2 separate regions of the Homo sapiens genome follow, and region 2 is linked to region 1. Evidence: chromatin loops called from intact Hi-C (ENCODE). Cell type or tissue: IMR-90. All regions are shown on one strand. Links, peaks and the distances in the headings refer to the core of each region. The heading gives the core; the rest is flanking DNA.

The links. A loop is a pair of places that touch in the nucleus more often than their neighbours do. Peaks named below come from ENCODE experiments on the same cell type or tissue, not always from the same donor. Only the 100,000 strongest peaks of a DNase experiment are listed, where the experiment ranks them.
Region 2: a loop joins it to region 1, with 9 times the contacts of the local background. A loop is called at or near these places in 62 of 110 quality-filtered maps.

Annotation. Positions count from the first base shown.
Region 1 is chr5:160,011,476-160,028,031 of GRCh38, forward strand. The region is part of intron 2 of TTC1 (tetratricopeptide repeat domain 1); the gene reads left to right. LOC124901124 (a long non-coding RNA gene) reads left to right here and starts at 3,184. Exons shown (of 2, transcript XR_007059025.1): 1 at 3,184-7,556; 2 at 12,122-16,061. In IMR-90, for the core only: a CTCF peak has its summit at 10,540 (motif pointing right); DNase peaks (open chromatin) are centred at 9,726 and 10,586; H3K27ac peaks cover 1,495 bases.
Region 2 is chr5:160,384,132-160,400,687 of GRCh38, forward strand. FAM200C (family with sequence similarity 200 member C) reads right to left here and starts at 15,923. Exons shown (of 2, transcript NM_022090.5): 1 at 15,508-15,923; 2 at 9,017-11,408. The coding sequence starts at 11,359. The coding sequence ends at 9,575. RefSeq lists enhancers at 14,065-14,564, 14,884-15,569, 15,463-15,612. In IMR-90, for the core only: a CTCF peak has its summit at 7,148 (motif pointing left); no DNase peak of the experiment used is centred there.

The sequences.
Region 1 (16,556 bases), core at 5,660-13,659:
AACAGCTTAGAGGGATGAAGTAACTAGCCCAAGATCAAACACCTAATGAATTGCAAAACTAATTCTCAAATCAAATCTGTTGGATTCCAAAGCTAGAGTATAATGTATAATGTAATAACAAAAACATCTGTCTTCCTACAAAGCAGATAGACTAATAAAATGTACACTCTCCTGTTTCTTTGCCCTGGGGCCACACCCTTAACTGGGCAAGCCTTCACTTTTGGAGACTGAAGTCCTGCTGTCCTACTTCCTTCTGATTGCACAAGCAAGGTAGTCTCTGAAGAGTTACTGTAATGTCTTGAGTTTGTCTACAAAGAACTTGAACTAGATTGTAGTTTATGCCACTAAGGAGCTCACTCACTGAACAGGTTGTGATACATTGGTATTGAGATGAGATAATAAATGTTCAGCCTAAGCCTAACAGTGGGGGTGGGAAGGTAGCCTGGGGTGGGTAGGAGCATCTTCTCTTTCTCTCTCCTTAGACGCTTTTCATTATCAAATCAGTTAGCTTTAATGTGAACGTGTTCGTTTTTGTGCTAGTGTGCACCACCAGAACAGGAGGAAAAAGGGCAAAAGTGAGCCAAGTTCATAAACTACCACAGCAAATACAGCTCAAAAAAATTAACTACTGTTCCATAACATTATAACAGGTTTCAGGCTTTTTAGAAACACTGATTATGCATCTATGTTAAAAAGTTAGTAGTGCTTTTCTGATACCTTAATATATTTTGCCCTGAAATTATATTAATTTTCTAGTGCCCTCTGGATTTGACAGTTGAATGGTTTGGCTCAAGGTGTCACAAAGTCTGATCCCTACCTCTAATTTAGTAAAACTTTTTTTGTGTCTCCTAGGCCAGAAAATCATACTTTAAGTTCTATAAATACTTTTATGATTTTTTTTTTTTTTAAGACAGGATCTCACTGTGTCATCCAGGCTGGAGTGCAGTGATGTGATCACGGCTCACTGCAGTTTCAACCTCCTGGGCTCAAGTGGATCCTCCCACCTCAGCCTCCTGAGCACCTGGGACAACAGGCTTGCACCACCCTGCCTGGCTAATTTTTGTGGGTTTTTTGGTAGAGACAGTGTCTCACCATGTTGCCAAGGCTGGTCTCCAACTCCTGGGCTCAAGCAGTCCTCCCACTTTGGCCTCCCAAAGTGCTGGGATTACAGGCGTGAACCACCACACCCAGTGAGGATAATTATTTTTATTGCCTGTAAGTTTAATATTCTAAGTAGAACAATACTTTTTTTCACTTTTTTCCTCCTTTTAAAAATTGAGATATAATTTAGTGAAACTGTATATCAGTTCTCATGTGTAGAATGCAGTGAGTTTGACAATTGTATACACCTGCATAGTTCACGTTTCTATCAAGATAGAGAACATTTCCATCATGTCAGAAACTCCATTTGTGTGCTTTATCAGTCATTCCTTTCCCAACCCTGCCAGTCTCTGGTTAACCACTCTTCTGATTCCTGTCCCATAGGTGGTTTTTTCCTGTTCCAGACATTCATATAAACATAATCATACAGTAGTATTCATGTTTAAAACATAAATATTTTCTATTCATTTATATATCAGTCTAAGTGTTTTCATAGCTAATTTGAAAATTTGTAAGAATATCTCATAACAGTAACATACTGCAGTGCTAGTCTTATTATTTAGAGAAATGTAAGCCACTGACTCTACTTTAAGGAAACAACCTATAAGAGTGCAGATTGCCTTCAGCTAACTGTGGTACTACTCTTATTAGGTGTTTGTATGCTATTTTGATAAATATCTTTCCAAAATTTTCAAGAAGCCAGCGAAACAGATTGAAGAAATGTCTTCTACATATATGGTTTGGCTTTAATAGCTCATCAGAAACAGGATAGTGTTATATTTGAATCTTTTAAAATAAAGTTCAGATAGTTCAACAATGACTAAAAAAAAAAAATGGCCAAAAAATGTGAAAAGACTCAGCCTCATTAATAATGATGAAAAGTACAGGCTGGGCGTGGTGGCTCATGCCTGTAATCCTAGCACTTTGGGAGGCTGAGGCGGGCGGATCATGAGGTCAGGAATTCGAGACCAGCCTGACCAACATGATGGAACCCCATCTCTACTAAAAATACAAAAATTAACTGGACGTGGTGGTGTGCGCCTGTAATCCCAGCTACTTGGGAGGCTGCGGCAGGAGAATCGCTTGAACCTGGGAGATGGAGGTTATAGTGAGCTGAGATCAGGCCTCTGCACTCCAGCCTGGGTGACAGAGCAAGACTCTGTCTCAAAAAAAAAAAAAAAAATACTAACTAAAACATTATGTCTCATCTATCAGATCAGAATATTGATCTGATGTTGACAAGGAGAGGATGTTGGAACTCATATACTAATATTGAGAATTTAAATTGTTATGTCACTTCATGGGATGCAGATACCAAATTTTTATGTGACCATTTCTTTAGATAGGGCTATCAATAGACTCTTCTACAAGGATAGGAATGTTCTACATCCTGCACCATGCAGTATGGTAGCTGCTGACTACATCAGGCTATTGAGCACTTGAAATGTGGCTATTACGGCTGAGGAACTGAATTTTATTGTAATTAATTTAAATAGTCATACGGGATGGCTCACACCTATAATCCCAGCACTCTGGGAGGCTGAGGCAGGCAGATCACCTAAGGTCAGGAGTTCGACCCGAGACCAGCCTGGCCAACATAGTGAAACCCCATCTCTACCAAAAATTAAAAAATTAGCCAGGCCTGGTGGCGGGCTCCTGTAATCGCAACTACTCAGGAGGATGAGGCAGGAGAATTGCTTGAACCCAGGAGGTCGAGGTTGCAGTGAGCCGAGATTGGGCCATTGCACTCCAGCCTGGGAGACAAGAGCAAAACTCCGTCTCAGAAAATAAATAAATAGTCACATGGGCCAGGCATAGTGGCTCATTCCTATAATCCCAGCACTTGGGAGGCTGAGGCTGGAGGATCACTTGAGCCCAGGAGTTTGAGACCAGCCTGGGCAACATAGTGAGACCCTGTCTTTCCAAAAAAAAAAAAATTTTTTTTTAATTAAAATTTTTTAAAAAGCCTTTAAAAATAAAAATAATCACGTGTGGCACAAGCCTGTAGCCCCACCACTCAGGAGGCTGAGGTGGGAGGATCCCTGGAGCCTGGGAAGTCAAGGCTGCAGTGAGCCATGATCACGCCACTGCACCCCAGCCTGTGCAACAGAGTGAGACCTTGTCTCAAAATGAATAAATAAATAATTTTAAAATCGTCACATGTGGCTAGTAAGTACCATATTGGACATGACAGCATTAACGCTGATTCTCTTGTAGCCATTTATTTCAAGGAAATTATTAGAAATATACACAAATGTATATACATAGATGTGTTGCAGCATCATTCATAATTTTGGAAAGCTAGACAATGTTAAACAGGGTATTTGTAGTATAGTAAATTTATTTGGTCTTTGTCCCTGGTTCCTGTTACAGAGCCACTAGAACCCTTGGAATTTTCTGATAGTGTAGTGTATTTTTTTGTTATTCTTAATGTACCCCTTTTGATAACACCTGAGTTCATCCTAATGAGATAACTTTTAGGATCTGGCCTATCTATAGCCTAAGGAAGGATGGGGCCAGTCACCAAAAAGACTAAGTGATTAGAGTTTTAGAGGGTTGGAACTTTTGGCACCACCTACCAAAATCCAGGAAAGGAGGAGGGCAAGTGCTGGAGATTAAGCTCCATTAAAGCTTTTTTCTTCTTGTGTTTTGAGCCAAGTCTCGCTCTGTTGCCCAGGCTGGAGTGCAGAGGTGCGATCATAGTTCACTGGAGGCTTCAACCTCCTGGGCTCAAGCAATCCTCCTACATCAATGTCCCAAGTGGCTGGGACCACAGGCGCCTTCCACCACACCTTGCTAAATTTTTTTGTGTTTGAAATGAAGTCTTACTATGTTGCCCAGGCTGGTCTCGAACTCCTGGACTCAAGCAATATTCCCATCTCAGCTTCCCACAGTGCTAGGATTACAGGTGTGAGCTGCTGCGCCTGGCCTATAAAAACTCTTGAACTAGAAATCTGATGAGCTTCCAGGTTGATGAGCACATGGAAGTGTTAAGAGGGTAGCACCCAGAGAGGGCGTGGCAGCTCTGCACCCCTTCTCCCTCTACCTTTCCCTGTGTGTCTCTTCACCTGGCTGTTCTATATCATTCATAATGTCCTTTGTAATAAACTACTAAGTGTAAGTAAAGTGTTTCCCAGAGTTCTGTGAGCCATTCTAGCAAATTATTGAACCCACAGAGAGGGTGGTAAGAACCCTGTGCTAACCATTCAGTCGGAATCATAGGTCACAACCTGGGACTTGTGATTAGTGTCTGAAGTGGGGCCAGGCTTATGAGACTAAACTCTTAACCTGTGGGATCAGACACTGTCTACCTGGAGATAGTGACAGAACTGAATTGAATTATAGGACACTCCGTTGGTGTCCATTGGAGAATTGTTTAGTGTGGAAAACACTCTCATCTGGTGTCAGACCTATTGGGAGGGTATAGTAGGAGAGAAAAATGTGTTCTTCCCAGAGTATTACTTAAATTTTGTTGTTATATTTATGTAGTATACAATGCAGTTGTTAAAGGTAAATCTTGGCCGGGTGCAGTGGCTCATGCCTATAATCCCAGCACTTTGGGAGGCCAAGGTGGGCAGACCACTCAAGACCAGGAATTCAAGACCAGCCTGGCCAACATGGTGAAACCCCATCTCTACTAAAAATACAAAAATTAGCCAGGTATGGCGGTGCACACCTATAGTCCCAGCTACTTAGAAGGCTGAGGCACGAGAATTGCTTGAACCTAGGAGGCGGAGGTTGCAGAGAGCCGAGATCACGCCACTGCACTCCAGCCTGGGTGACAGAATGAGACTCTGTCTCAATAAATAAATAAATAATTTAAAAAATTTTTTTAAAAAGATGAATCGTAGGTATTGACCTGGGAAGCTGCCTGTAATATAATGTCAAATTAATTAATCAGGTTATACAACAGTGATGATTTCTTTTAAGGCTATGTGAAAATATGTTTATACATACAAATTTGAAGGATATACACCAAAGTATAAGCAGTAAGTAACTTTGAGAGGTATGATTATTAGGGAATTTTAATTTATATGTAATGCAATTTTGTAATATTTGCTTTTTTTTTCAGTAAGCCTGTATTACATTATTCCATTTTAAGAATATAAATAAATAAAAATTGATTACTTTACAACCAAACTGTGTGCCCTACCACAAAAGCACATGAAGCTGACCCCTGATGATTTGGGAAAGAAGTGCTATTCCGTACAGGGTCTATGTAGTATTAAAGGTTTCTTGTTGGACACAACCAAATAATAGTAGCCAAAGTCTGTTAATCAAGCTAACTTCACTTGTCCTGTGGCTGGGAAGATAATTCACGCTCAAGTGTAGTGTCACTTCTCAGCAGGACTCATAAATCAAGAATAATTGAGGAGGAAAGCAGTTAAGATTTGGTAAAAACAGGAAAAGCTCTCAGAGAGTATAGTGTATTCGTGTGTTTATTTCAGCAGTAAATCTTAACTATTTGTGAAAGCTTAAATGTAGATATAACTACCCACAGGAATGGAATTTTAGCTAACATTTGAGATGTACTAGGTATGTGAAGCAAATAACTGGTTCTGAGAGGCTTGGCTAAGGTGAAGGACAAATGTAGCAGCAGAAGAGAATTGCAATAATAACATTATGATACAAAAATTCTATCTTAGTGTGTTGGAGCTGCTATAACAAAATACCTTAGACTGGATAACTTATAAATAATAGAAATTTATTGCTCATAATTCTGGAGGCTGAGAAGTCCAAGATCAAGGTGCCAGCAATTTTAGTGTCTGGTGAGGGCCTCTTCCTTACAGATGGCACCATTTGTGTCCCTACATGGCAGCAGGGGCAGGGCAGCTCCCTTCAACCTCTTTTATTAGGACACTAATCCATTCATGAGGTTGGAACCCTTATGACTTAATCACATCCCAAAAGGACGCACCTCTTAATACCAACACAATGGGGATTATTTCAACATGAATTTTGGAGGGACACATTCAGACCATAGCAAGTGTTTATAGTATTAGGACCTATGGCACATACTGCAGAATGCTAGTATTGATTCCATAAGAAAATCGCCTTTTATGGACTGCTTGTCACAGTGCAGTTTCTTAGGTCTCATGTGTAAATTTCCTAGGTAATTCATATGCACATGCTGAGGCTTGAGGACCACTGTCACAGGTTTTGCACAATCTTCCTTCATTAAATAGCTGTTGAATGAATAGCATCTTTTTCTCCCCCATGAGAGCCAATAATTGGCCTTATAAGTTACAGAAATTTTTTTCTCACATTTATTCAAGTAATATTTACATTTCTTCCACCCACTAGACATTGTTTGAGGCCCTGAGGGATACAGTGGTGAACAAGACAGGGTTTCTGTTCTCTCATTGGAGAATTAGGACAAAATGTTAACATGAAGGATGGGTTGGGTTGGAAGGATGGTGCTATGGTTTGAATGTTTTCCTCCAAAATTCATGTTGAACTTAATCCTCAATGTGTAGTATTAAGAGGTGGAGCCTTTAGAAGGTGATTAGAAGAATTAGTATCCTTATAAAGTATACCAATAAAAGACTTGAGGGAACCTGTTGGGCCCTTCTACTCCCCTTCCACAAAGTGAGGATGCAGAAAGAAGGCACCATATTGAAGCAAAGAACAAGCCCCTTACCAGACGCGAAATCTGCTGGTGCCTTGATCTTGGAATTTCCAGCCCCTAGAGCTGTGCAAAATAAATTTCTATTATTTATAAATTACTGAGTCTGTTATTTTGTTATAGCAACCTGACTAAGACAGGTGGAGAGGACTGCTTTAGATTGGCTGGTCAGGAAAGCCTCTCTGGAGAGGTGGCCTCTCAACAGAGACTTAGGGGAGGGTGGCACTGGGAGCAGCCAAATGTGTGACCGTCTGAGAGGGAAGCATTGCAGACAAAGAGAGCAGTTGAATAAAGCCCTAAAGTAACAACAAGTTTGGTGTTTTGGCATGTTCAAGGAATGGAAGAGCCGATGGCTGAAGCATGATGATTAAGGAAGAGAGTGGGCTGATAGTAGGCAAGGGTCTGATTATGGAATAGTTCCTAAGCCGTAGTAAAGAACTTGAAGTTTTTTCCAAGTGCAGAAGGAAACAGATGGATAATTTTAAGCCAGGGAGAGACGGAAGTTATTTACATTTTAATAAGAGAATTCAGTTCTTATACAGAGAATGGAGGGGTATGAGGATGGAGGAGGGACATGAATAGAACATTTGAGCCCAATTAGGCTCTAATGCAGTAGCCCAGTGAAGATGATAGTAGCTTGAACTGTGGATCTGAAGAGAAGTGTATGATTTTGGGATATATTTCAGAGGTAAAGCAGACCACACATTGCAGTGGATTCGATTGGCGGGATGGAGTGAGACGTTAGAATGATTCCTTGTCTTCAGCTACTGGATGGATGGTGTGGCCTTTATTAATATGAAGAAGATGAAGGAACTTTGAACTTATCCAGGTTCTGGTGATTTAATTCTTTCCTGCAAACAAACATTTTTTATTTGTAAGCCAAAATGCAGATTTAGTCATTTCAATGGGTTTGCTCCCTTTCACTAGTGGTTTGCAAATGGTATTCATTTACATGTACACATAAGGGATCCAAAAGTCTGTTGCTTGGTGAACATGGATTCAGAATGCCTGGTATCTGGGATTTTAAAACATTAGGCTCTGAAAGTTTTAAGGATTATTCTTTAAGGTCATTTTCTCTTTAGGAACCATTATCAAAGCTTAGAAGTTTCAGTTTAGAACAGATGTTATATTTCAGTCTCTTCCCTCTGTCATTTTTCCTAAATTCCACATTACTTAATCTTTTGGATTTCCATGTTTCTGCCACCCTATTGCACCATTTTCATAATCTAATTAATGTTGTGGCTGTGGATGTGTTTGCAGGGAATACTCTCGATTGCTTCCAAAAAGTTCTCAGTAACTTCTTCCATAGTGGCCTGCATAGTCCTGTTAACGTCATGAGCAACCTTTCTGATTTTGTTGTTTCCCTTTTCTTTCATTCTTTTTTTTTTTTTTTTTTTTTTTGAGATGGATATTCCCTCTCTGTTGCCCAAGCTGGAGTGCAGCGGTGCGATCTCTGCTCACTGCAACCTCCGCCTCCCGGATTCAAGCGATTCTCTCTCTGCCTCCCGAGTAGCTGGGGCTACAGGCGTGTGCCACCACACCCAGCTAATTTTTGTATTTTTACTAGAGACTGGGTTTCACCATATTGGCCAGGCTGGTCTCGAACTCACATCATGATCCACCCACCTCGGCCTCCCAAAGTTCTGGGATTATAGGCATGAGCCACTGTGCCCTGCCTCCTGCCTCCCTTTTCTTTCATTTCTTGTTTTCTTTTTGTTGTTGTTGTTTTCTGTTTGTTTATTTTGAGACAGAGTCTTGCCCTGTCGCCCAGACTGGAGTACAGTGGCATGATCTTGGTTCACTGCAACCTCTGCCTCCCAGGTTCAAGTGATTCTCCTGCCTCAGCCTCCCAAGTAGCTGGGATTACAGGTGCCCACCACCACACCCAGCTAATTTTTGTATTTTTAGTAGAGACGGAGTTTCACCATGTTGGCCAGGCTGGTCTCGAACTCCTGACCTCAAGTGATCCGCCCGCCCCAGCCTCCTTTTCTTTCATTTCTAATAGGCATCCTTTGGAACTAAGGTGGTCAGTTTTACCAACTTCTTAGAGTTACCACTGTTGAACTTAATGCTGTCTACAAACGATTAAATCAAATCCTAGAAGGAGCTTAGATTTCTGATCCCAAGTTTGTTTATTTTTATTTTTGTAGAGGCCCTTTCACTTGGCCTCCCAAAGTGCTGGGATTACAGGAATGAACCACCCTGCCTGGCCTGATGCTAAGTTTAAACCAGTGGAAATAAGGGTTGCTTGCTCTAAAACAGGGGTCGTCAACCCCCGGCCATGTACTGATACCAGTCTGTGGCCTGTAAGGAACCCAGCCACACAGCAGGAAGTGAGCAGCAGGCTAGTGAGCGAAGCTTCATCTGTATTTACAGCCACTTCCCATCGCTTGCATTACTGTCTGAGCTCCACCTCATGTCATATCCATGGTAGCATTAGATTCTCGTAGGCTTGTGAACCCTGTTGTGAATTGCACATGCAAGGGATCTGTGTTGCCTGCTCCTTACAAGAATCTAATGCCTGATAGTCTATCACTGTCTCTCATCACCCCCAGGTAGGACCGTCTAGTTGCAGGAAAACAAGCTTAGGGCTCCCACTGATTCTACATTATGGTGAATTGTATAACTATTTGATTATATATTACAGTTTAATAATTATAAAGTACACAATAAATGTAATGTGCTTGAATCATTATGAACACCCCCTTCCCCAAGACCCTAGTCCGTGGAAAAATAGTTCCCCACAAGAGCAGTCCCTGGTGCCAAAAAGGGTAGGGACCGCTGCTCTAAAACATTTGGAAGTTAGTGAGGTGTGTTTACATTATTTGCTGGCAGAAAAGTTAAAATGACGTTCAGTATTTCCTGTGTTTATTAAGAAAGGTCACTTTGTGTAGATCAGTGGTTTCCAGACTTTATTGTGTCTAAGCATCACAGGAAATGTATTAACCATGCACAGCCTGAGAAGTGTCTGACACCACACACCTGTGAGGCAACAACCAGGCATCTGTTTTGTTAGCAAGCCTCCCAGGTAATTTTGATATAGGAAGAACTGTGGCCACACCATGGGAAACAGATCCAGATGGACACAGATGACTAAGCTTCCAAAACAAGAAGTATTGACCTAACCCGTACATTGACTGCATCCAACATCGGAAGAACTGAATAGGAGGTTTTCTTTTACCTACATCCGTTGATCAAGGTCTAAAAACAACTTGTTGGGCCGAATTTAAGCAGTCCTGACATAGAAAATTTATTTCTGTTAAAGATTGAGTTTTGGGAAATAGAATTTTCTGATTTAAGAAACAAGGGACTATTTCCAAGATTAATTCCTCATAGATCAGTCATTTTTTTCCTCAGAAGGATAACACCTACTGAGAGGCAGGTTCTAACTGTGGCTTAGATCCAAAGATCCTCCCTCATGCCTCCCTAGAGGACCTGTAAAGGTGACTTGTGGAAAGAACAGATATGTCTTTATGTATGTAAAGCAAGTGATATCTGATTTCAAAGAAGACAAAACCAAAAGCTTATTTTTTTAATGATAAGGAATTCCCTTCAAAATAATTATAGAACTGATGTCCCTAGCCCTTCCAGTATTTGCATTCCAAGTGTAGTTTTCTTGTCCCACCTAGATAAGACTAAAGCAGAAAGTTTTGTTGCATGTGCCTCCACTTTCCAGCAGTTGAGCAAGTATGTACCTCTCTTTACGCTCTCTTTTACTCCAGCTATTGATCTCTGGGTACTGTGATCCCTGGGTACTGTGCTTGGCATAAAGTGTATGCCGTTTTATTTTGTAGCAATTACTTCACAAAACTGCAGAGGGCAGCAGAGAGCTGCTGATAGATTTATAATATGGACATAAGCTTGCCGGAGTGAGAGTCTTGGTTTTCCCCCTGTTTGTCTGTTGAGCACATGCTTACCATAGGATTATTTAAATATGAGATTATTTTTTAAATGTATTTCATGCAAGTTTTTAACTATTTAATAATGATAGATGGGGTATACACTTATAAGCTCAAAGTCAAGTGTGTTTATGTTGTATTCACTGACCTAAAGTAAAAGAAATACCCTACTCAGCCACTGCATTGTAGTCTGCTGAAGAGTGGTTTATTTATAAGGGACTAGAGAAGCACTTTCTAACATTTTGCCATGCTACCCAGGATTTTAAATTATATCAGTTGAAGTTCTCTAGCTTGGATTTTTGGGTTTTTTGGAGGGTGGTTTTTTTGTTGTCAATTAAAAAATTATATTCAAGCTACTTCTAATATTTTAAGAAAGTGAATCAATCCATTTGAAGCTCTTAGCACAATGTTTGGCACATAATAAGTATTATGAGTTTTAGCTCATTGAATGAGTTACACAGCCATGGAATCAGGCATCTAATATAGTATAGGTAATTAAGCAGATAGGGGTACTATGTTAGTAAATAGGAAATTACAAGGTAAGATTATAGCCAAGTCATGGATATTTGCTTTACAGGAAGACTCTTCACTTAGCAATAGTAGCATACCATTTCCATTTTTCATCCTAACTAGTATTTACAGTAATTTGTCTTCTTTATAGAATATCTTCTTTATGTAAAGAAGTTTATAATATTTAAATCCTTGATTTGCTAATTTTATTCAGAAAGGACACTTGTAATAGTTTCCACCTTTATTTCTTTGTTAGTTAAATGAAAATTAACCCACATATGCTACAGATTCGGGGTAATTCTAGAAATTGAGTTATTCATTCAGCAGACATTTGTTAGTACCTGCAATTAATAGACAAAATTGGCCGGGTGCAGTGGCTCACGCCTGTAATCCCAACACTTTGGGAGGCCGAGGTGGGCGGATCACCTGAGGTCAAGTTTAAGACCAGCCTGACCAACAAGGTGAAACCCCATCTCTACTAAAAATACAAAAAAAATAGCAGGGCCTGGTGGTGTGCGCCTATAATCCCAGCTACTCAGGAGGCTGAGGCAGGAGAATCACTTGAACCCGGTAGGCGGAGGTTGCAATGAACTGAGATTGCATCACTGCACTCCAGCCTGGGCAACAGAACAAAACACTGTCTCAAAAAAAAAAAAAAAATTAGGCAAAATTGGTTTTCTTTCTTTTTTTTTTTTTTGGAAATAGAGTTTTGCTCTGTTGCCCAGGCTGGAGTGCAGTGACGCAATCATGGCTCATTGTAACCTCTACCTCTGGGGCTCAAGTGATCCTTCCCCCTCAGCCTCCCAAATAGCTGGGACTACAGGCATAAGCCACCACGCCCAGCTAATTTTTTTTATTTTTAGGAGAGACACGGTCTTGCTGTGTTGCCCAGGCTGAAGTTTTCTTGAAGAATATGGTTTTCTCTGTCAAGAAACTTATAATTCAGCTAGGGAGACATGTAACTCTGCTTACCTTTTTATTTTAGGTAGTTTCGTGTTTTATCACGAAACAGATCCAGATGGACACAGGTGACTAAGCTTCCAAATACAAGGCTCAATGGGGACAAAGCCGTGTGCACAAGGCATGTCACATGTTGCCTAATCTTTCCACTCCTATGTGCTTCTTCTTGTGCTTCTTCTTTTTCTTCTTCTTTGCTGCCTTGCTGTCTTTTGATGTGTGCCTTGCCCTCTTGCCTGTATCATTCTCAGAGTCTGAGCTGTCAGAGTCAGATGACTTCCAATTCTTTTTCTTCTCCTCCTTTCTTTTTCTAGAAGGATTCCTTGTGGGGTCAGGCTTCTCAAACTCTGCTGACTTTGCCTCTTCCTTTTCCTCTTCCTCATCAGGTATCAGAGAGTATTTGGTCCCACCTGGTTGCATGAAACAATCTTTTGCAAAGTGGCCTTTACAGCCACACTTCTTGCAGGTAGTGTTCAATCAATATACTCTGGTTAGCATGTAAGTGTGGGGGGATGGGCAATGGGTAGAGCCTTCTCTGTGCTGTGTACATAGCACAGTGCCTACACATTCTGTGCCATAAGTATGTTGAAAAACTCTCATTACTGAGGTAGGGGTTTAATGTCCTTACTGGAGACTATATTTAGCTCTTGAAAGATAAAAATTATTTCCCAGGTGGAGAGTTCTATTTTAACTTTTTATTTTTGAAATAACATTTTTCAGAAAGTAGCAAAAAATAGATTCCAGCTTCCCTTAATTTTAACAGCTTACATATCCATAGTGCAGTTATCAAAACCAGGAAATAAACATTATTACAACACTATAAACTGCAGACCTTATTCAGATTTCATCACATTTTCCATGAACATCATCTTTTCTGTTCCAGGATCCACTGCATTTAGTTTTCATGTTGCCTTAGTTTTCTCTAGTTGATGACAGTTCCTTTATCTTTTTTAAGAGAGACAGAGTAGCCCAAGCTGGAGCACAGTGGCATAATGATAGCTTACTGCAGCCTCAAACTTACGGGCTCAAGTGATCCTCCTGCCTCAGCCTCCCTCATAGCTGGGAATACAGGGGCTTGCCATCACACCCAGCTAAATTTTTTTTTTTTTTTCAGGATATGGGGTTTTGCTTTGTTGCCCCGGTTGGTCTCAAACTCGTGCTCAAGTGATGCTACCACCTCAAGAGTAACAGTAATAATAATAGAACAGCCTAAGTCCTGTGGTCCAAGCCCTTGATTCAGTGAGGAAGAGGTTTGTTTTTGTTTTGTTTTGCTTTGTTTTTTTGAAACCAGGTCTTGCTCTGTCCCCCAGGCTGGGGTGCAGTGGCACGATTCCATAATTCCACTGTAGCCTCAAATTCCTGGGCTCCAGTGATCCTCCCACCTCAGCCTCCAGAGTAGCTGGGACTGCAGGCATGAGCCATCATGCCCAGCTAATTTTTGTATTTTTATTTTTATTTTTTTGTTTTGTTTGTTTTTGAGACGAAGTCTCACTCTGTCACCCAGGCTGAAGTGCAGTGGTGCAATCTCAGCCCACTGCAACCTCTGCCTCCCAGGTTCTGGTGATTCTCCTGCCTCAGCCTCCCAAGTAGCTGGGATTACAGGCGCCTGCCACCACACCTGGCTAATTTTTATATTTTTAATAGAGATGGGGTTTGACCATGTTGGCCAGGCTGGTCTCGAACTCCTGACCTCAGGCAATCCACCTGCCTTGGCCTCCCAAAGTGCTGGGATACAGGTATGAGCCACCGCACCTGGCCTAATTTTTGTTTTTTAGTAGAGACGGGGTTTTGCCATGTTGCCCATGCTGGTCTCAAACTCTTGAGCTCAAGCAATCCACCCTCCTTGGCCTCCCAAAGTGCTGGGATTACAGGTATGGGCTACCACACCAAGTGAGATTTATTTTTAACATAGGTCTCGAAATGACTATAGGTCAGAGCTCTGGAACTGAATAACATGTTTTGGAGCAGTGTCATCCCCTTTTCAAATGCCCTAGTTCTTGACACCAAGGGAATTAAAAGTGACTTTTTCTTTAGAACTATGAAGCATATAAGTTCTGTGAGTTCACCTTTTTGCAGCAGCTTCTGTGCATTACTCAGTTCTACTTCCTGCAAACAATTCTTTATTTCCACACCTGTGGAAGACAGTATGGTCTTGTAGTTAAGAGGATGAACTTTGTTGTTTTGTTTTGTTTTGCTTTGCTTTGCTTTGTTTTATTTAAAAGATAGGGTCTAGCTTCGTTGCCAGTGCAACTCCTGGGCTCAAGCGATTCTCCCACCTCAGTCCCTCAAGTACTTGGGACTATAGATGTGCACCACCTCACCTAAAAATATGAACTTGGAAATGTTAGATCTGTCCTAGCTCTATCATTTAACTTGGCGTAAAGTGGGATCATAAGGATTAAATGATTAGCAGGTAAAAGCAATCCGGAACTGTTAACTATAGCTAGTAAGTCAGAATTCGGTGAGCATAGACCATAAAATATTTCAGGTCTAGAATAGAACTTAGAAGAGCTCTTTAAAAATCATTTTTAGATACTTGGTTTTCTAAAGGTTGCAAGCATACATTCCACAGTGTTATAGAAGTATGACAACCTCAATTATTTAGCTCCTTCAAGTTATGAAGAAAAGTTGTTTGGCTAGGGATGTCGGGGTGAGAGAATTTAGAAAGGAGTACACTGGAAGCTTCTGAGGTTCTGGCAGTGTTCTCTATCTTAATTTGTATAGTAGTTTTGTGAATGTATATTTTGCAACAGTGTACTAAGCTGTACATTTCTGTATGTTTTTCCATATGTATTGTACCTCTGGTTGTTTAAAGAATTTCTGATATTGGGGTATTGAAATCTTCAACTAATGTTGTATTGTCTGTTGCTCCTCTGAATTCAGTCAGTTTTTCCTTTATATATTTTATGGTTCTGCTGTTAGATACGAATACACTTATAGTTGTTATATTTTCCCAATTTGTTGACCTTTTTACCGTTATGAAATATCCCCTTTTTTGGTCTCCAGTAATGTATCTTGTCTTAAAGCCTGTTTTGTCTGATAGCACTTCAGCTACTTAAGGTTGCTGTTTACACAGTATCTTTTTTTTATACTTTTATTTTCAACCTGTATATGTCTTTGAATGTAAAGTATGCATCCTATAGTCAACATATAATTGAATCTTTTTAAATCCAGTGTGATAATCTCTGCTCTTTGAGTTGTTTAGTCCATTCATATTTTATCTGCTTGTTGATATGTTTGGATTTACATTAGTCATTTGTCTTTTACAAGTCTCATGTGTTCTTTATTCCTGTTTTTTACTGCCTCTTTTTGTATTAGATAATATTTTCTGCATGCTATTTTAATACTTTGGATTTTATTAACTATGCTTACTTTTTAGCTATTTTCTTAGTGGTTGCTGTAGGAATTGTAATGCACATCTTTTTATAGTCTACTTTAGTTTTTCGGGATTCTTTTTTTTTTTTCTTTTTCTTTTTTTGAGACAGGGTCTCACTTTGTTGCCCAGGCTGGAGTACAGGGGTGCAATCATGGATCACTGCGGCCTCCACCTCCCTGGGCTCAGGTGATCCTCCCACCTCAGCCTCCTGAGTAGCTGGACTACAGGTGCACACCACCATGCCCAGCTAATTTTTGTATTTTTTGTACAGATGGGGTTTTGCCGTGTTGCCTAAGCTGTTCTCAAACTCCTGAGTTCAAGCGATCTGCCTACCTTGGCCTCCCAAAGTGCTGAAATTACTGGCAGGAGCCACTGTGCCCAGCCCTACTTTAGTTTAATAGTACCTAATTTCAGTGAAATATATTGATAGAAGCTTTGCTTTAGCATAGCTCCATTTCCTCTCCTCCACTTCGAACTATCGTTGTCATGTACATTTTATCAATATATGTTGTAAACCTAACCACTGAGTGTCATAATTACAGCTTTTTATAATCTTTTGTCTTTTAAAGAAATTAAAGAAGAGAGAAAATAATATTAGAGTCTTATATCTGCTTACCGTTTCTGATGTTCTTCATTTCCTCCTGTGGTTTTGAGTGACCATCTACTGTCATTTCCTCCAGCCTGAAGGACTTTAATATATTTGTGAGGCAGGTTTCACAGCAGTAAATTTTCTTTGTTCATTGTGAAAGTCTTTATTTTTCCTTCATCTTGAGGTAGTTTTGTTAAATGTATAATCTTTGTTGAAAATTTTTCTCATTCACATTTTAAGTATATCATTACACTGCCTTCTGGCCTCCACTGTTCTGGTGAGAAGTCAGAAATTAATAGTCTTGTTCTCTTCTATCATTTTTCTCTTGTGGCTTTCACATTTTCTCTTTGTCTTTTTCTCTCACCACTCTGATACTCTGGTGTCTTCAGATGTAGATCTTCTATTCTACTTGAGGTTCACTGAGATGAGCTTCTTGGATCTTTAGATTAACATTTTTCATCAAAATTTTAAAGTTATCAGCCTTGGCCGGGCGCGGTG
Region 2 (16,556 bases), core at 2,873-10,872, 370 kb after region 1:
GAAACCCCATCTCTACTAAAAATACAAAAATTACCCAGGCGTGGTGGCAGGTACCTGTAATCCCAGCTACTCGGGAGGCTGAGGCAGGAGAATTGCTTGGACCCGGGAGGTGGAGGTTGCAGTGAGCTGAGATCTCACCATTGCACCCTAGCCTAGACAACAAGAGCAAAACTATGTCTCAAAAAAAAAAAAAAAAAGGAATATGTTATAGCATTCAATAATACAGTAGGGAACCTATAGTTAACAGTAATTTATTGTATACTTCAAAATAGCTAGAAAAATTGTAATGCTCCCAACACAAAGAAAAATGTTTGAGGTGACAGATATTACAATACCCCGATTTGATCACGACATATTGTACACATGTGTAAAACTGTCACATGTACACCCCAAATATGTATAACTCTCAAATATCAGTTTAAAAAAAGAAAAAAAGATGACATACTCTGCGGATATCAGATGGCCTCTTTCCCCAAAATTCCCAATGACTGCCCAATAGGTCCATGTACAAGAGAGGCCATGCTGGCAAGGATGGAGACTTACATTTAGGCTCAACAACATGGACTTCCTCTCACCAAGTTTGATATGCTGAGTGCCTGACCTGCCAACAGCAGGGACCAACACTGAGCGCCTAACATAGGTACTTGGTGGCAGGTTGATTACAGTGGGCACTTTCTATTTACTGTCACTAGAAAAGATACATATTCTGGATATGACTTTGCCTTTATTATCTCTGCCAGCCTTATTAACTGTCATGGTATCATGCATCACATTACTTCTTATCAAAGATTAGCAAAGGGGTATGTATTAGTCTGCTTGGGCTGCCACAATAAAATGCCACAGACTAGGTGAATTAAACAACAGAAATTTATTCCTTACAGTGGAGGGTGTGAAGTCCAAGATCAAGGTACTGGCAAGGTAGGTTTCATTCTAAGGCCTCTTCTCTTGGCCTTGTAGGCAGCTGCCATCTTGCACAAATCTCTTGGTATCTCTTCTTCTTATAAGGGCACTAATCTCACGGGACCAGGGTCCTGCCCTCATGACCTCACCTAACCCTAACACCCTCCCAAAGGTCCCATCTCCAAGTACTGTCATATTGATGGGGGGTTAGGCCTTCAACATATGAATTTGGGGGGGAAACATTCAGTCCATAACAGAGTGTGGCAATAGACTGATGCCCATGGAATTTATTGGTTTTGTCATGTACTTCATCACCCAGAAGCATCTGCTTTGTTAGAATGATAGAATGATTTACTTAAGACTCAGTTACTTGCAACTGAGAGAAAATAACCTAAGAGGATTAGGTTCTATTTCACAGGATGCAGTATGTGCTTTGAATTGATAACCAAAGATATGTAACCCTAACTTCCAAGGTCAAAATATGAGCCCAGAAATCAAGGAGTGAAAGTGGGAGTGGCTCATTTTACTATTGCACCTAATAATCCACTCACAGAATTTGTGCTTCCCTTTGCTGCATCTGTGAACTGTTATTTTGGCAGTCTTGTTTCCCAAGAGAGGAATGCTTCCACCAGGGGATATAACAGTGGTTCTAGTGAATTGTAAGTTGAGACTGTCACTGATCATTTTGGGGTTGTGCTATGAGGATGAATTCCAGTGGGCCTGAAATTGGCCTCAGCTGTTTGCATAACACCAAATCCTGGTCAAGGCATAATATATCCTGATTAATAATATTGTTTTGTAACCTTATGTATGAGGAGTTTCAGGGTAGTTTGTACCAGTTTGTCAACACTGTTTATTGTAATAGTCAGATGAATGATTTATACCTGGAGACCTCTGTCCCTCCCGCTGTTCTCCTTCCTCCAGGGACACAAAAACTTGGTTGCTGGGGCTGGTTATGTGCCAAAAATACGCCTGTGTGAACAGCAGGGTGTAAGAAACCCCAGCTGAGGCTCCATTTTGAGCCCTCTGGTTCTGAGGTGTTCCATGCTCATACTGTTGGTCCCTGATCCAAGAGAGTGTGTCCCTACTGCCCTGTGTTAGTTTCCTATTGCCGCTCTAACACTTTACCACAAAATCAGTAGCTTAAAATGACATAAATTTATTATCTTACATTCTGTAGGTCAAAAGTCCAAAATCAGTCTTATGAATTAAGGTAAAGTTGTCAGTCAACAGGCTGATTCCTTCTGGAAATTCAAGTGGAGAATCTGTTCTTACCTTTTCCAAATTCTAGAGGCTGCCTGTATTCCTAGGCTGGTGGCCTCTTCTTTCATCTTCAAAGCTGGCAGAGTAGCATCTTCAAAACTGACTCCCTGACCTTTGCTTTTATCCTCACATCTTCTTTGATTCTCCTGTCTCCTTAAGAGAGGGACCCTTGTGACCACAATGGGCCCATTGGATAATCCAGGATAATCTTCCTATCTCAAGATATTTCACTTAATCACATTTTCGAAGTCTTTTTTTGCCATGTAAAGTAACATATGCACAGGTTTCAGGGATAAATATGCAGACACCTTTGAAGGACCATTTTTCTGCCTACCACAAGCCCTGACAGTTAGTGCTCAAAATTGTCCTCTCCAGACCTCTTCTTATGAGGCAGCCTTTGGGTATGATGCATATCTGTACTTTAATGCTGATACTATCCTATTTTCTTTTCCTGTAATAAATTATAGATTTGTCATTTTGGGTCCTATTATCTGGCAAATGAATTCTGTCCATCACCATTAGTACTGGGCTCATGTCACTGAACCAATACGCAAAGAGGGGGAATATTTTACTGGCTAGGGCAATCAATAATGATTACTAAGGAGAAATTGGGTTGCTGCTACACAATGGCAGCAAGAAAGACTATGTCTGGGACACCAGGGGATGCTCTGAATACACCTCTTAAAGCTTCCACGTCCAATAACAAATGTTAATAAAAAGTAATTCTTTTTATTTCTTTTTATTGCCTAATTGCCCTGGTTAGAATCTCCAAGTACAATGTTAAATAAAAGTGGTGGCTGGGAGCAGTGGCTCACATCTGTAATACTAGCACTCTGGGAGGCCAAGGCAGGCAGAATGCTCAAGCTCAGGAGTTTGAGACCAGCCTGGGCAACATGGCAAAATCCCATCTCTACAAACAATATAAACAATTAGCCTGCCATGGTGGTGTGTGCTTGTGGTTACAGCTACTCAGGAGGCTGAGGCAGGAGGATCGTTTGAGCCTGGGAGGTGGAGGCTGTAGTGAGCCATGATTGTGCCACTGCACTCTAGCCTGAACAACAGAGATAGGCCTTGTCTCAAAAAAACCAAACAAACAAGTGGTGAGAGTAGACAGTCTTGACTTTTCCTGATCTTATAGGGAAGGCTTTTTTTTTTAACCACTAAGTATGTTAGCTGTGGGTTTTTCATATTTTCATAAATGCTCATCAAGTTGAGGACATTTCCTTCTATTTCTAGTTTTTTTTTTTTTAATTAAAGGATATTGGATTTGTCAAGTGTTTTTTTTCCCGTCTGTTGAAATGATCATGTGGTTTCTTTTATTCTGTTAGTTTGATGTATCCTACTGGTTGACTTTCACATTGAACCAACCTTGCATTCTTGGAATAAATCTCACTTGGTCACAATGTATAATTTTTGTCACATGTTGCTGGATTGAGTTTGCCAGTATTTTATGGAGGATTTTTATAAGCATATTCATAAGGAATACTGGTCTGCAGTTTTCTTGTGATGTTATTTGTTTGGTTTGATATCATGGAATGAGGTAAGTGTTCCTCCCTTTTCATTTTTTTGGAAGAATTTGTGAAGGATTGGTGTTCTTTTAATATTTGTTAGAATTCATCAGATGACAGTGAATCCATCTGGCCCTGAGCCTTTCTCTGGTTCCTTGGATTTTTTTTGGATTACTGACTCAATCTTTTTACTTGTTATGGGTCTATTCAGGTTTCCTATTTTTTCTTGAGTCAGTTTTGGGAGTTTGTGCCTTTCTATTAATTTTTCTGTTTCATCTAGGTTATCTAATTTGTTGGTATGCAATTGTTCATAATATTTCCTTCTTTGATTCTGTAAGGTTGGTAGTAATGTCCCCTTTCATTCCTGTTTTTTCTAGGTCTAACTTAAGGTTTGTCAATTTTGTTAATATTTTCAAAGGACTAACTGTTGATTTCTATGATTTTCTCTATTGTTGGTGAGTTTCATTTATTTCCACTTTAATCTTTATTATTTCCTTCCTTCTGCTTGCTTTGGGTTTAGTTTGCTCTTATTTCTCTAGTTTCTTTAGGTGGAAGTTTAGGTTATTGACTTTTCTTTTTTTTTTTTGAGACAGAGTCTTGCCCTGTCACCTAGGCTGGAGTGCAATGGTGCGATCTCTGCTCACTGCAACCTCTGCCTCCTGGGTTCAAATGATTCTCCTGCCTCAGTCTCCCAAGTAGCTGGGATTACAGGTGCCTGCCACCACACCCAGCTAATTTTTTTATTTTTAGTAGAGATGGGTTTTCACCATGTTGGCCAGGCCGGTCTCAAACTCCTGACCTCGTGATCTGCCTGTCTCGGCCTCCCAAAGTGTTGGGATTACAGGCGTGAGCCACCATGCCCGGCTGACTTTTCTTTTTAATGTAAGCATTTACAGCTTACATTTGTTCTCCGCTAGAACAGAGGGAGAAGGTGGAATAGCTTTTGCTTGCTGGGTCTCCTGGCTTCCTTCTTTTTCCCATGCTGGATGCTTCTTCCTGCTCCTGCCGCCCTTGGACATCAGACTCCAGGTTCTTCAGCCTCTGGACTCTTGGATTTACACCAGTGGATTGCCAGGGGCTCTAGGGCCTTCAGCCACAGACTGAAGGCTGTATTGTTGGCTTCCCTAGTTTTGAGGCTTTCAGACTGAATCCCTACTGGCTTCTCTCATCCACACCTTGCAGATGGCCTATCGTGGGACTTCGCCTTGTGCATCATGTGAGCCAATTCTTTCTAATAAAATCCCTTTCACATATACATACATCCTATTCATTCTGTTCCTCTGGAGAACCCTAATACAGGTAGCAAAACCGACCACTGGAAGTCCAGACACATCCTATTAGTTTAGAATGTATAGCATCTTTCCTATTAATTCCAGCAAAAGTACTACAGCTAACTAATTAGCCAGTAGGGGGTAATATGGACTGATAGTGGGGGGAAAATAGTTCCTCAAGAAAAATCAGGGTGTTATTATTAAAAGAAGCAAGTGAATGAATGAATGCTAAGCAGGTCAAAACAAGATGATCAGACTGTCAGATCTCTTGATTCCTATACGCCAAGAACTACAAAGTTTATACAACTAATCAGTAGCTGAGACAGGACTCAATCCATTGCTGAAGTATGATAAGATTTACAGCAAATTTGTAAAACAAAAGTAAAATAATCTAAGGTCTCTCTTTATTCATAGAAGCACAAATCACAACACACAATAACCTTATACTGCCCTTCAAATTAACGTAGACTTTGAAAGCTTCATATTCGATGTTTCTAAATGCCTGGTAGATATTAAAGCCATGCTCATAGTATTTGATATAATTTGGTGCTAAAAAAAAAAACCTGTATACTATCCAGAGCTTTTTTTTTTTTTTTTTATATGGGTCTCTATTGCCCAGGCTGGAGTGCAGTGGCATAATCACAGCTCACTGTAGCCTCCACCTCCAGGGCTCAAGCGATCCTCCCAATTCAACCTCCCAAGTAGCTAGGACTATGAGGGCATGCCACCACACTGGGCTAATTTTTGTAAAGAAAGGGTGTCACTTTGTTGGCCAGGCTGGTCTTGAGCTCCTGGGCTCAAGTGATCCTCCTGCCATGGCCTCCCAAAGTGCCAGGATTACAGCTGTGAGCCACTGTGCCCAGCCTTTTTTTTTTTTTCAGACAAGGTCTCACTCTGTCACCCAGGCTGGAGTGCAGTGGCACCATCATGGCCTACTTCAGCCTCAACCTTTTGGGCTCAAGGAAACTTCCTGTCTCAGTCTCTTGAGTAGCTGGGACTACAGGCATGTGCTACCATGCCCAGCTAATTTTATTTTTTGTAGAGACGGGGTCTTGATATGTTGCTCACGCTAGTCTTGAACTCCTGGCCTCAACAGCCCTCCTGCCTCAGCTTCCCAAAGTGCTGGGATTACAGGTGTGAGCGACTGCACCCGGCCGCAGAGTCTATTTTTAAAAATTGAGGCTGGGCGCAGTGGCTCATGCTTGTAATCCCAGCACTTTGGGAGGCCAAGGCAGGTGGATCACTTGAGGTTAGGAGTTTGAGACCAGCCTGGCCAATATGGTGAAACCCTATCTCTACTAAAAATACAAAAATTAGCTGGACGCAGTGGTGGGCATCTGTAATCCCAGCTACTTGGGAGGCTGAGACAGGAGAATCTCTTGAACCCGGGAGTGGAGGTTGCAGTGAGCCGAGATCACGATCACACCACTGCACTCCAGCCTGGGTGACAGAATGAAACTCCGTCTCAAAAAAAAAAAAAAAAAAAAAATTGAGATATAATTCAAGTATCATCAAGTTCACTCTTTAAAAGTATAAGTTAGCCGGGTGCGGGGGCACATGCCTGTAACCCCAGCACTTTGGGAGGTCGAGGCGGGTGGATCACGAGGTCAGATCGAGACCATCCTGGCTAACATGGTGAAACCCCCTCTCTACTAAAAATACAAAAAAATTAGCTGGGCGTGGTGGCGGGTGCCTGTAGTCCCAGCTACTCAGGAGGCTGAGGCAGGAGAATGGCATGAACCCAGGAGGCGGAGCTTGCAGCGAGCCAAGACGGCGCCACTGAACTCCGGCCTGGGCGACAGAGCAAGACTCTGCTTCAAAAAAAAAAAAAAAAAAAAAAAAAGTGTAAGTCTATTTGGTTTTGCTTCCCATTGGCTCATGCCTGAAAATGCTGACCTATTATTTACTAACTTTCAGCAGTTTTTGGTGGCTTAGACAAACAGTGAGGATGTCAAAAATGCACACGCTTGTATTACAGAAAAAGTCATTGATATTTTCTTTCCCACCTGGGTTTCCCAGTGATTTCTTGCAGTCTCATGGTTACCGGCTCCAACAGAGTTCTGCCTGCCAGTTTTCAGTCCACAGAGGCTCAGGTAAGGAATTTTAAATTTGAGCCACTAGTACCTTTTCTAGAGATGTTTAAAATCAGCTATTTGGCAAAATCTGTAATGTGAGTAAAGTTGCTTTCTCATTCAAACCTATACAGAGAGTGACATCTGCTGGTCATGAAGATTATGTTTTTATTCTATTTTACTCCTTTTCAAAATTTATCAATGACTCTAAAATAAAACATAAGAAAAGTAATTATCTCTTCTTTGGGAAAAAAGAAACCAACACATGACTAAAAATTCCAATATATGTACCACTGTGGGACATTTTTAAACTAAAAAAAATTGAAATTCCTTCATTTTAGCAAACACTGCAGCTCTTTCATTTGATCAGGAGAAAATAAAATTGTTGTAGAATTTGAAAATGAATAAAAATCCTAGTTAGCCATTTCCTTAAAAATGTCCTTTGAGTTTTTGTTTCAGAGCAGCAATAACTAATTTAGTCTAAGACCTAATGAAAGACTGGCTATCAAAGGTCATTTAATCCTGGTCCTTCTATCATACTATTAAATCCTAGGTTTCATACATGCCCATGTCCCTATTCCTACCTCCTTCCTAACTTTAGAATTGCATACAGATTAAACTTTATATACACACATCTAGATTTTTTTTTTTTTTTTGAGATGGAGTCTCACTCTGTCACCTAGGCTGGGGTGCAGTGGCACAATCTCAGCTCACTGCAACCTGTGTCTCCTGGGTTCAAGCAATTCTTCCGTCTCAGCCTCCTGAGTAGCTGGGATTATAGGCGCATGTCACCATGCCTGGCTAATTTTTGTATTTTTAGTAGAGGTGGGGTTTCACCATTTTAGCCAGGCTGATTTCGAACTCCTGACCTAGTGATCCGCCCACCTTGGCCTCCCAAAGTGCTGGGATTACAGGCATGAGCCACCGCACCTGGCCTACACATCTAGATTTCCATATTAGCTTTGGAAATTTTTCTGTCTTTGATGTTAGATTGTAATAGGAAAATTAGGACCTATATTCTGTTACTACATTTTTCAGTGAAAAAAGGTGTGTATTTATACTTACTGATAAAATATAAACTTTGATTTGCGTACTAATGTGGCATCTAAATTTGGTAGTCAGGTTCCATTTCCCTTCAGGTTTATTTTTTATTTTTCAGTATTATAAAAGTGTTCTGATTAGCCACCTTATAAGTAAAACTTTTGGACATTCCTGATTCTTTCCACATGATAAATTTATAGAGGAAAAATTCTTAATCAAAGGGCTATAAATAACCAACAAAGAGACTAACATTAGTGTAATAATAATAAAAAATTGAGAGTAGTAGGAGATGGATATTTTATAAATTCAATCCTTACATATTATCTAGGGGAGTCAATATATAACTTTTAAAGCTGATTCAACTGCTATATGTCATGGTATGAACATACTACTTAAGAGATGTGGGTGGAACCACAAGAAATTACAGAAGAAATGGGTAATTGGGCAGGAAGGGGATTGTGGCTTTTCCTTATAGGACTCTCTATATCATTTTTTCCCAGCCTTGAGCATGTAGTACTTTGATAAAATATTAATGTTTAAAAATAGAAATGAAAATTTATTTAAATTAAAAAATATTTTGCCAAATTATCATCCAGAAAAAGTGTGCTAAGTTAGATTCCCATGGGGAATTTTTTGATGGTCTTGAATTACTCCATTGATTTCATGTCAATTTATTTATGATTTATACTCTGACATTTTGAACTTAGAAAAATACATATAAGATGTAATATAAGTGACAAAATTAGGGTAAAGGAAAAATAAGTATAGGAAAAATTGAACCCAGAGGACCCAAGAATCCAAGAATCCATCAGAACAGTCTGGAAAGCTGGTTATGAATGAGGATCCTTGACCTTATCACAGGCCTACTAATCACAATCTCTAGGGTAAGGCTCAGGAATCTCCTTTTCAGCAGCCTTGATAACTTGGAGTTCTGAAGTAATTTAAAGATGACAAACAGTGATTAATATATTAGGCTATTTATTAATATGATATTCATAGCACAGGAGCTAGGGGAATGGACATTGTGAGACTAACTCCAAAGAGTATATTTAAAAGTAAGTCTTACATAAGCCAGATCATTCCTTTTCCCATTATATTTCATAATCCTCTTCTGATTTCATTAACCTCTCCATAACAAAGACGGGCGAACTCAATCTTTCATTTTGCCTTTTTGACTTCTGGGATATCTTCTCTTTTCTCCTGGCTCAATTCCTAGCCTATTGCACCATTTAGCTGGATATTCTAGTGCTTAGGTATCTTTTTCATATACCACACGAACAGGTTAAACAGATACTTAGAATTGGGAAAATCTCATGATAGCAACTAGGCAGTAGTACTTAATCTTTTCTGCTGTGTTTTTATTCTCAAAACATATTTTCACATGCCTCATTCAAAATTAAAGTTCTTAAGTTTTTTAGACATAGAATTCAGTATATCATAAATATGAAAGAGACAGAATTACAGCTTAATTTTACAATGATATTAAGATTGAAATTATTCATTAAAAAAGTATATCAGCTTACAGTGACTTCTGCTGTAGCTGTAGCTTTTGTTCAATGATGTCCGAGAAACGAGGAACTTTTTTTGAAATAGCCACACGGATATCATCACTCAGATTAAAGCAGCTTCTGGACTTTGTTTTGAAATGTAAAAGTGATGAAAATCCCAACTCACAAAGGTATGTAGTTGCAAATGGCATAAGGATTTCTAGAGCTGTCTTTGCCAGGTTTGGAAATGCTGTGAATTGGGCACACCAGAAATCCTCAAGCTTCATTGTCTCAAATTCCATTAGGATTTGGCCACTAGCTCGTAATTCAGCAAGATCATTTTTCATTAAATAACTATCATCAACAAAATCGATATTAAAAAGAAATGGATCCAATATCCATTTACTTGCCTCATTAAGATCTCCAATGGAAAAATATCCATGGAAGAAGTTGCTCAATTGTTGCAGATGCAGTGTTATTTCAGCTGCAATGAATATGCCTTCATTATCTGAAACAATTATTTCTTCAAGAAAAGGAAAATTGGTAAAATTTCTTTTCTCAATTCGTTTTTGCCAAAATGGAAACTTCCTAACAAAAGCAGATAACTTCTCTCTAGCTGATACTGTGTTCATCCCAGTCCTCTGCATAGATGCACTGAGTTCATTTAAGTGTTTGAATAAATCTGCAAGGTATGCTAGGTGAATTTTAAACTCTTTATTTTCAAAGCCATCAACTAAATTACTGCTCTTGTGGTGAAGAAACTGATTTATTTCTTCATACATTTCAAAAATGTGAGTAAGTATTTGGCCTCGGGAAAGCCACCTCATTTCAGTATGGAAAAGGAGGACACTATATTCTATGCCAATTTCTTCAAAGAAAGCCTGAAATAGGCGATGATTTGGAGCTCTCCCTTTGATGAAATTTATTACCCTCACCACAGTAAACAGAGCATCCCTCAGTTTTGTAGGCAATGTCTTTATGACAAGTGCATGAGGATTCAATAAACAATGTGTAACTACGATATGAGGTATCTCTTTTTTCACGTAGGCAACAAACTCGGAATTTTCTCCTAGCATAGAGGAGGCACCATCAGTACAAACAGAGCCACATACATCAAGTGCTATCTTATGCTTCAGAAAGAAGTCTCTGAAGAGATTGAACACATCTATTCCTTTCATGGATAGCTGCAATGGTTCACAGAAGAGAAATTCTTCTACGATCTCTCTTTCTTTTATATAGCGCACAAATGCCATTAGCTGACTGCAGTCATCCATGTCAGTTGTCTCAGCAAGCTGAATACCCACTTTAAGAGGACTGGCTTTGATATCTTCTAGAACTTGCTGTAAGATATCCTGGCTCATTTCATCAATTCTAGAATGGATCACATCATCTGATAAGGGTACCTGCTGAAGCTTTTTTTGTGCATCTGGTCCCAAAACTATTTGTGCTATTTCCAGTGCACAAGGTTTCACTAACTTTTCAGCTACTGTATGAGGATTCTTCTCCTTGGCACATAAATACGCAAATTGATACGATGCTTGTAATAAAGTATCCTCATGAGATGCAACTCCAAATGCTTTCAAGGTTTCACTCTGATCAGATGGTGCTGGCATATGCTTCAGGCTATTGAGATCATGCCCAGCTACACCACCATGCTGTCTGTTAAAATGGTCTGACAGTTTTGATGGTCTGAGGTCAGCATTTGAAAATACTGAGTTACACAACACACACTGTGGACGCTGAGTTCCATCTACTTCCGTTGTACAGGTGAACCAGTAGCGAACATAGTCATCATCCCATTTGCGTTTCTTCGACATGGCACACAAAAATTCTCAGGTAGTATTCCAGAGATGCCACAGAATTTTGCTTTGGGAGTAAAATATAACCCACACATTAAAAACCAGTGGCTAACTGAATTAAAACAAAGCCACATCACATGCTATCTTGTATATGTCAAGATACAGCCTGCAGCATGTCAATTCGAAGTAAGCCATGACAGGATATAGTTCAACTTAAAGCTAGCAACTCATAGCTAATGCCCTGGAATAAATGATTTGCCAGCAAGTTATATATGGGAGATTTGAGCTTAGACAAGTTATGAACACCTGTAAGTCCTTTATTGGTGAATTATAGTTATGGCTTAACTTGTTTTCAATAATGTATGTTACAAACAAATCTAGCACATTTTGTATCCCTAGAAAGGGCATCTCACTACCACCACCTTCTTCCACTCAGCCCCAAAGATGTATGCATACCCTCAGTTAAGAATCACTGAATAAAGGAGCAATTCACTAAATAAGGAAGGGTGGATTCTGACATGGAGGTTAAAATAATTGTATACATTTATGGGGTACAAGCACAATTTTGTTATATGCATAGACCACATAGTGGCAAAGTGAGGGTTTTTAGGGTATCCGTCACCCAAATAACATACATTGTACTCATTATTTCTCATCTACTCCCTCCCACCCCACTCTTCCACCCCACCCTTCCAAGTCTCCTTTACCCATCACTCCATTATCCACGTCCATGTGTACACATTATTTAGCTACCATTTATGAGTGAGAACATGGTAGTTCTTTTTAATAGTTAAAGACTAAACAGGTCTGTAATACTATTTGAACCTTGAGCAGTTTTGACTCCAACTTAGGCAGAGAATTTCAAATAGGTCTTTAAGTCTGATTAAGCCACCCCTGATGCAAAGGTAGGCTACAAATTGGCTCAGAGCTTCCTTGCTGCTAAGTGTAACACACTATCAGTCCATGATTCATAGTGTCCATATAAAAAAGCAAAATGGTCGGGCGTGGTAGCTCATGCCTGTAATCCCAGCACTTTAGGAGGCTGAGGTGGGTGGACTGCCTGAGCTCAGGAGTTCGAGACCAGCCTGGGCAATATGGTGAAACCCCATCTCTACTAAAAATACAAAAAATTAGCTGGGCATGGTGGCATACGCCTGTAGTCCCAGCTACTAAGCCAAGATCATGCCACTGCACTCCAGCCTGGGCGACAGAGCAAGTCTCTGTGGAAAAAAAAAAAAAAAAAAAAAAGCAAAACAACTTGCTCAGGGGAAACACAACTATTCTTGTTACCGAGACTTCAGAAAAATCCCTCTCATAGGAGAACACTCTTAAGTAAAATAACGAATTTCATGATGCTTTTCCACCTAAATACCTCTAAGGGAAAGCAGTCAAGAACACACACATGCACATACACAAAATAAGCAGCATTCCTAAGGTTTGGTTTAACCCAAAGACAGGATGTAGAAGGCCCTACCCATAGAGATTCTGATTCTCCAGCTATGGAGTGGGGGCCTAGAATCTGTATTGTAAGTATTTTAGATAATTCTTATAAATAGTAACTAGAACAGTGATCTGTGACAAGAGACACCATATCATCACAATCACTGGGAAACCCTTTCAAAATATACACGTCCCTGCACTACCTTAGAACTAATACATATCTTCTCCAGAAGCAGAACAAAAGAATATGAAATAATGTTGTTCAGGCAGTCCTGAAACACAACCTGGTTAAGTAGTCAGGCTTAGGGGAATAAAAACGTATCCTTCAAACCAATCCTTAGCTAACAAATATTCTAGGTTTCTAAGTGAATGGTCCCAATGCTTTAATAGATATTTAAATTTTCTACATTTTCTGAGTTGATGACAGCCTCCTATGAAAGTTGAAACCTAAAATGAAAGCCATATCTTTTCTCTTTCTCTCCCTTTAGCAACGAGTAAAGGCATAATCCACAGGTAGGCTCAAATATACCTTAGAAAACATTCTATCTCCAAGATAAGTAAGTGATCCCCAAAGTTTCCAAAGTTCTGTGCCAGAGAATGTGGCTGAAATAAAGTAACAGGTACACATTTAAATCTGAATGCCCACTTTGGACATTAAAAGAAAAATCACAAGCCAAGAATATCCACTTAAAGCATTAGCTTTCAAGTGGATCTACCAAGATGAACTAGTTGTAAAGTGTACTCCAATAAAATAAGCTGAGCTGTTACAAGGTTGTTATGAGCCTGTTAAATTGGAGGATGTCTGCCAATCAAAAAAGACAACCTGAAGTTTAAAGAGCTGATCTTAAGACTTCTTTTGTCAAGTAATGAGACTACATGACCACTTTTGCTTAGAACCACTTCTAATTAATGACGATAAAATTATGACATTACCATAAATGCTTATTTTTCTGTATTCTATTAATGTATATTTATCATGTAATATTTGGGGAGGAAGAGGGAATAAAGGAAAATGTTTTTAGTCACATTAGAAATCATTACAAGAGGGGCCCTGCACGGTGGCTCACGCCTGCTACCCCAGCACTTTGGGAAGCCAAGGCGGGCAGATCACTTGAGGTCAGGAGTTCCAGACCAGCCAGGCCAACATAGTGAAACTCTGTCTCTACTAAAAATACAAAAATTAGCTGGGTGTGGTGGCGCATGCCTGTAGTCCCATCTACTCGGGAGGCTGAGGCAGGAGAATCGCTTGAACCCAGGGGGCAGAGGTTGCTGTGAGCTGAGATCATTGCAGTGAGCTGAGATCACGCCACTGCACTCCAGCCTGGGTGACACAGCCAGACTCTGTCTCAAAAAAAGGCTGGGTACGGTGGCTCATGTCCATAATCCCAGCACTTTGGGAGGCCGAGGAAGGCGGATCACCTGAGGTCAGGAGTTTGAGACTGGCCCTGCCAACTTGGCGAAACCTCGTCTCTACTAAAAATACAAAAATTAGCTGTGCATGGTGATCCCAGCTACTGGAGAGGCTGATGCAGGAGAATCGCTTGATCTGGGAGGCAGAGGTTGCAGTGAGCCGAGATGATGCCACTGCGCTCTCCAGACTGGGTGACGGAGTGAGACTCTGTCTCAAAAACAAAACAAACTGGAAATCATTACAAGATCTGTTAAGAGTCCATTCCTATCCACCTTGACTATGTCTCTCAAGTATATTTTAATTTAAAATTTATCTGTTTTGAACAGTTTTAGGAAAATCAATTTAAAGTATTCTTCTCCATAACCCTCAAAAAGGGAGAACAGGTGGCAAGAATTTTCAAGGGCCTCAAAGATGAACTTACTGCCCAAGAGGCTTGTGTTTTAGAACCTCACAATTTGCACTTGCGCTTTTGTGGTATTTAGGAATTACAATATCCTAAAAAACGTAAACATTAAAAAGCATCATGATAAGGAGATATTGTTAAACAGGCATGATAATGGTATTGTGGTTGTGTTTTTAAAAAGTCCTCATTTGTTAGATACAGACAATTATTTACAAGTGAAATAAGATGTCTGGGATTCCTTTGAAATACGTACTTCAGCACACTCACAAACATGCACAAAGCGGGGTGGAGATAAAAGAAATGACTGGCCTTAAGTTGGTAACTCTTGAAGCTGGATGATGGGTATACATCATTACACCGTTCTATTTTAATGTATTTTGGAAACTTTCCATAATAAAAAGATAAAAAGCATTATCTTAAGATAGATATCACTCATTTTAAGCATGATTCTTTTGAGAGATTATCTTCAGATGCTTAATGAAAGATCTGATATAACAAAGTAAAATGTTTTTGCAAGTTTATGAAGGGTAGATATGAAAAAGTATTACAAATGAGAAAAATCAGTTAAAAGTGAACACTCACAAAACAAATATTTAGGGAATGCTAATATATATATATTCCAGCAGTGAAAACACCAAAGTGCAGCTGTAAACCTAAAACTCCAAACCAAATACAATTCAACTTCTTTCTAGCCACTGCGTATGCAAGATCATGATAGGCGCAGGTGTCTGGGGAGGCAGAGCATTTAACCATTACATTTTACAGTTAAAATCAATAGCCAGGAGAATGGGGGCAGGAACTTGGTGGCTGGGCAGACGCTCCAGGGGCAAACGCCTGGGATCGTGGCTTTGTCACTTACAGGATGGGACCTTTCCAAGCCTCAGTTCCTCCAGAGGGGATAACAGTACCTACCTTACAGGGTTGTTAGGAGATTTAATTATAAGAATGCATGCAAATAACAAGCAGCTCTTAACTGATAGGACCTGATGGTGTTACTGTTAAGGACGGAGATTTTTACAGCCTCCCGGGTGAGATAAGAACGCCAGCTGCTAGGAAAAAAAAAAAAAAGACTCAGCGCGGTCTCCGCCCGCCCGTCTCCAAGCCTGAGGCGCAGGCCTATGGGATGCACGGGCTTCTTTTAGGCGCCCGTTTCAGGCTCCAGTCCCACTCTCCGCTCAGCCTAGGGCCCAGCCTCTGGCCGTCGGAACCAGTAGAGACGGCGGTTCCTCGGGTCCAACCCCCGGGCAGGAATCTGCGGTGCGCCTGGAGAGAGAAGCATCCGCAACAACCTCCGCCTCAGCCAGGCCCGGGTTCCATCCGGGTTCTCCAGGGTGCTTCCCGCCCGCAAACTGGGAGAGGCGTCTCCCACACGCAGGCGCAGTAGCAAAGGGCTGTGGGATGGGCTGGCTGGCTTGAGTATTGAGCATGCGCGCTAGCCCTTCCCAATTTTTTTTTTAAGATTGTGTACGTGGAACAAGAAATCGTTTGTTTATTGTGTCTGCCAGAGAGGATGAACTGTACAATTTCAGGAATGGAAGGGGCTGTAAACTCCACATAGTTCTTTTTAACATGCAGAGCACTTAAACTTTTATATTGTGTCGGGCTTTGAGCTTGGAGATAAAACGCCTGATAATTGCCATGTTCCATGTGGAATAAATGAGAGAAAAAGAGAAGGAAGCTCATTGTAATTTCAGATTAGACATTTCAGCAGTGGAGGATGAGCTTCCATAGCTTGTGTACTGTTGCCTATGCAAGCTGATCCCACTTTCCGTAAGTGGGAGCATAGGGATGAATTTCCATGTCATCATCATATATCTGAAATATTTTTATTTTAAATTCTTTCAACAACATGATTTCAAAGAAATAAACCCATATTAGAGAGGTTTTAGAGAAAAATCCCAAGTAGAAACTAGGAAACGTTGTTGAAAGAAACCGGAATATAGCCCTTTCCTGTTTGGGGG